Regions from separate parts of the Mus musculus genome. Here region 2 is linked to region 1. Evidence: chromatin loops called from intact Hi-C (ENCODE). Cell type or tissue: heart. All regions are shown on one strand.

Region 1 (2,500 bases):
TGTGGTGGGGGAGAAGGAGCCTGGGGGCCCAAGCAGGGAAAGTGAGATTCCAGCAGCTGGAGCCAATGAGTGTCTTCATAAGCCCTCAGATCCCCTCTGGCTGTAACCAGGAGAGCCTCAACACAAGCCCTTAAAACCCGGAACGGGGACAAATGTCACTCTCCTAAACATTGCACACTTGAGACCCTAGTCAGCTCCCAAAGTGTCCAGCTAGGGGCTTTGGGCAGGATGCTTGGCCCACAGGTGGCCCAGCACTAGGGTTGTGCCCTAGTGTGAGTAGATGTCTGGCAGACAGGGCACCTCCACGGAAGACAGACAGGCATTCAGAGGGTAAGGCTGGGAGACAAAGGTGGGGAGGAAGCGCTAAAATGGACATGGAACCCGGGGGGAGAGGCGGACAAGGGAACCATTCAGAGGGCCAGAGAGCAAAGGGAGGCCTCTAGGGAGAAAGGAGAGACAGATAGCAGGGAGAAAAGAGACAGGCAGGCAGGCAGAGGCAGGGGAGGAGGAGAGAGAAGCCAAGGGGAAGAGTGTGGAGGGGTAGCGAACTCAGGTCGAAACTCAGACCCGCGAACCGGGAAAAGAGAGCAGAGAAGCAGGGAGAGAGGGCCGCAGCAGAAAGGAAGGGTGCGGGGGAGGGGAGCGTAGCCGAGGGAGAGCGCAGGGAGGCGGGGGCCGTGAAGGATCGGGAGGGGAAGGGCGAGGGAGAGACGCCCAGGAGAGCTGAGGGGCCTGGCGGTGGGACTGCGTGCTAAGCCTTTCTCGGTTTTTGGGGGGGTGGGCGGCGGATCTCCGCCGAGATAACCCAGCCAAGCCCCCTGCTCCCCGTCCCAGCGAGGGGCCGCAGCTGTATAAATACCGGGGGTGGGGGAGCCGGGCTGCTGCCCAGGGGTCAGCGACACCGGAGAAGGCTTTGCTGTCATTAGCTAATTGAGCCCCAGATGTTAAGAAAAGGTTACATCCTCCTCCGGAGAGTTTTTCTTTTTAAACACTTTACACAGAGTCCCCGGCCAAAAATGTCCAGGAGGACGCTTCCCGCTCGGGCCTCCGCTCCCTCCCTGTGCAGCTTGTCGCGGGGGAATCCCAGTGGCCTGCCCGGAGGAGGGGCGGGGACCACCGGCGGCGGAGCCAGCCCGAGGGCCCGAGAGAAGGCGACGGGGAGCGGGGACCCAGGGAGCCCGGCTCGCGGACTCCTAATCCCACTGAAGGCTGCAGATCAAAGGCGCTGGTGCGCTCCCAGGGCGGGTGGGGGTGGGGCAGGAGGGCCAGCGGCCAAGCCGGGCTTCCAGGCTGAGGCTTCCAGGCCCAGGACTCAGACTGTCACTAGGGTGAGCTGGCCGGGCTGCCTCTAGCGCCTCTCAGAAAGTCGTCAAAGCGCCCCCACAGGGCTTTCACGGAACAGAAAAAGGGGGTGTGGTGCCTGTCTTGCAGAGAACAGAGCTATACATAAACCAGGCACTTGACAAGTATTCTTTCAATTAATCCTCACAGTAATCGAATGCTTTTAAAATCTTTATTATTCTTAGTTCATAAAAGAGGGAACAGAGTCCCAAAAGGTTAATAAAACTTTTGTCCTAGAACACTCACTTGCGTGGACAGAGCTGGAATTCAACTCAAGTACTCAGGGACACCTCCAGTTCTACAAACCCAGCCCCTTCCCTCTTCTTTCCCATCCCCTTGTTTTGTCCTTCCAATCCCCCTAGGCATCACAAGAAGCGAGCCACCCACCTGTGGCTCTGGCTCGTGGGGGAGGGAAGAGAGTGCGGTGCCAAGGGCGTGCCCATCGTGGCAACAGCTACAGGCTAAATGTGAAGGATGGGGCTGGGCAAACATGTGCCCGGGTTGAATCGCAGCTGAAAGAATGTTCATGCTCCCCCTCCCCAGAGGTGGGGCTCTCTTCTCAGAATAGAACCAAGCAAGTTGGAGCTGGAAGGGGCCTTCAAGAAGATGGGAGTCACCCTTCTTGTATGACAGATGTGGAAGCTGAGACCCAGGCAGTAAGTCCCACCCCACCCCATGCTGGGGGTGAGAGCAGACCCAGAGCGGTGGGACCAACACCCAAGGGAGGGTTTCCATCCCACTGTAGATATAAGGGAATGGAAACTGAGGTAGAGATTAAAATCAGAAAGGACCCAAGCTGGGGAAATCCATCCTACACCTTCAGGAATCAGACCCTGCCTCCACCTTGTTCCCCAAATGGCCTAAACACTGACGTCTTTGCAGAATGCCCTTTTGAGTGTGTGTGTGTGTGTGTGTGTGTGTGTGTGTGAGAGAGAGAGAGAGAGAGAGAGAGAGAGAGAGAGAGAGAGAGAGAGAGAGCTGGTGGCTCTTCTGGACTTTGAGGGTCTTATGATGCAAGATAGAGCTGGATCCTCAGACTCCCTTGGATTTCCTGGGGCCAGAGGTGCAGCTCCCCTCTGGGTGGGGCCAGAGGCCTTGTCCAGCTGCTCTGTCCCAGACCTGCACCTGCTTCACCAAGGATGGTATCTCTCTGTCAACG
Region 2 (2,500 bases), 87 kb before region 1:
TGTTATACCCATTTTTATCACTAATGTCACTAAAGGGCAAAAGCTTTTGTTAACTTGTCCACGATTATGTAGTTGGAAAATAGCAAACGCCATAGGAAAAGGCCAACCATTTGTAAAATGTACGTGAGAGTCAAATATAGGAGAAAAATGCCTTTACAATAAAGCCTAGCACATGGATGTTAAATAAACATAATTGCTGTGGTGGTGATTCAGAAATAACAGTAAATATCGAGCACTTGAATGTTAAATAAGCATAGTAGCTGTGATGATTCAGAAATAACAGTATTTAAATTCTGTGCATGACCTCCAAGGGAAGACTTTTGAAAGGTGACCTTTAAGCTTAGCCCTGAAGAGTGAAGACGATTTTAAAAGATGGGGATATTGGTAGGAGAGGGAACTTCAGAGTGGGGAGGAGGGATACGAAGCGCGAGGCAGAAGGGGTTAAAAGGTGGTATGAGAGTAATTCTGATTGGAGGGAAATGTTTCCTTCCCTCCAGCCAGCCACCACCGGCTCGTGCGCGATGCGAGCGTGGTATGTGCTCCCTCAGTGCATCTCTTATCACTGCACAATGTGCTGTCCTCACCTTGCAATTAACCGCTGAATAGCATTTCACACTGACTCCAAGAACCTGTTCCGCACTGTAATAAGCACCCTCTCCACATGCCCCCGAGGCCGCAGACAAAGACTGCAGTCTTTTCTTCATTGTCCAGAAAATTTTTATTTTCCCTAGTCTCCTGTTGGGGCCCTTCTCTTCTAACTCACCATTCCAGCCTTGTCTATGTGCAGGCATAATCACTTACTAAAAGAATATGCCCGGACTCGGTTCTGTGCTATTTCTTGAACAGAGGAGCTTCCCCACCCGGAATGGCTGCTTGCAGCGTTTCCCCCAGGCACACGCACACACTCCCCGCGGCGCCTGCACCTGCAGGAGCCATTGCACGCCGCCAGTCTAGGAGGAAGCGGAAGGGCTGCGAGCGGCACTGCCGCTGCCATCTTGGCCGAGCAAGCCGGAAGTGGCGAGCCCAGACTGCGGCTGCGCGATCGTGGGCGGGTGTGGGACTCGCCGCGACCTCATGATGCTCCCGCCGCCGTCTTCCCGGGCCTGTTCGCGCAGTCTCAGGGGTGGCATGCCGGGCACCGCCTGCCCGAAGGCATGGGGCAGAACCCTGAGAGTGGGACAGTCCTGCCGCCTCCTGCCGAGGGCGAGCCCAGGTCCTGGCGGCTTCCCTAAGCCATCTGATAGGACTGCCGCCTGTTCAGTGCAGTTTCTGCTGGTGAAGGGCAGGAAGAAGGGCCTAATCGCACGCTCCAAGACGGTGAAATATGTTATCGGAGACTTGAAGGGTCTGCACCGGAAGATCAGCTCAAGGGCCGCAGAACATCGCTGTACGTTTTTGCTTCCCAGCTGAAACAGCTCCATCGCAAGCACCACACTTACATCCTGACCAACAGGTTAAAACCTCTTGAGGGGTTGGAGGAGGATCTGGGAAGAGATGGCCCCAGATTAGGACTCTTAGTGATGATCATGGGTCTTATCTACATGAAAGGTAATAGCACAGTTCTGGGAGATGCTGAATTGCTTGTAGGGTGCTTCCATCAAAATATCTTCTTTGGTTACCCAAAAAGGCTAATTATGGAAGGTTCTGTTCAGCAGCGATGCCTTAGTTACAGACAGGTGCCTCACACCAAACCATCGGAATATGAATTCTCTTGTACTTCCCGAAGCAACCTGGAAAATCACCGAGGTGGAAGAAGTGGGGCTCGTGTCCAGGTTTCAGAAGAATGAACTACTTATTGGCCAGAGCCCTAGGAGCCAGAGCCGAGGTGGCCCATGTTATGGCCACCCTCCATGGCTGGTGAGGGTGGGGGGAAAGATGGCCAACGAGGGCCTAGTGGGCTTGGTATCCACTGTCTTTGAGTTGTAAGTAATGTCATTTCTGAGAAAATGGTGAAGCTTTAGTTTTTAGAGCTTATCAATTGTTAGCTTTTGTTACTTTTAATATATTAAATTGCTAATTTATATTTATTGCTATAATTTTCCTATAGAATTTTGTTGTAGTTTTGCTGATTTTTTAAATTAGGTATTTATTTCATTTACATTTCCAATGCTATCCCAAAAGTCCCTCACCCGCTTCTCCACCCACTCACCCACTCCCAAGTTTTGCTGATTTTTGTAAATCAAGTCGTAAAACTTTGTATTTTATTCTGAGATTCTGAATGCATTGTGCAGCATTGTAATTCTGGTCCTTGGTTGGCATGAAAGGACACAGCATATTGATCAGTGTGTGTGTGTGTGTGTGTGTGTGTGTGTGTGTGTGTGTGTAAGCTTATTTGATGCCGAGCCTCTGACATTTTTTGTTTTATTACCAAAAAAAAGTATGTACTTCTATTTACTTTTATTATAGTGATCTAAAAAAAGTTAAAATGTAGTAAATGAGTATTATATCCTGGTACACTTAATAAAGTTGTTGAGCACCTTAAATTTTGTGTTGCACAGTT

Evidence for each region. A loop is a pair of places that touch in the nucleus more often than their neighbours do. Peaks named below come from ENCODE experiments on the same cell type or tissue, not always from the same donor. Only the 100,000 strongest peaks of a DNase experiment are listed, where the experiment ranks them.
Region 2: a loop joins it to region 1, with 2.0 times the contacts of the local background. A loop is called at or near these places in 11 of 42 quality-filtered maps.

What each region holds. Positions count from the first base shown.
Region 1 is chr16:21,244,915-21,247,414 of GRCm38, reverse strand. No RefSeq gene overlaps it. Among named protein-coding and RNA genes, the nearest start is that of Mir7680, 9.9 kb to the left of the region's middle. In heart, a CTCF peak has its summit at 1,388; DNase peaks (open chromatin) are centred at 664 and 1,274; H3K4me3 peaks cover 1,470 bases; H3K27ac peaks cover 2,114 bases.
Region 2 is chr16:21,331,882-21,334,381 of GRCm38, reverse strand. It overlaps the pseudogene Magef1. Among named protein-coding and RNA genes, the nearest start is that of Gm16863, 36 kb to the right of the region's middle. In heart, a CTCF peak has its summit at 950; DNase peaks (open chromatin) are centred at 565 and 1,041; H3K4me3 peaks cover 2,260 bases; H3K27ac peaks cover 1,812 bases.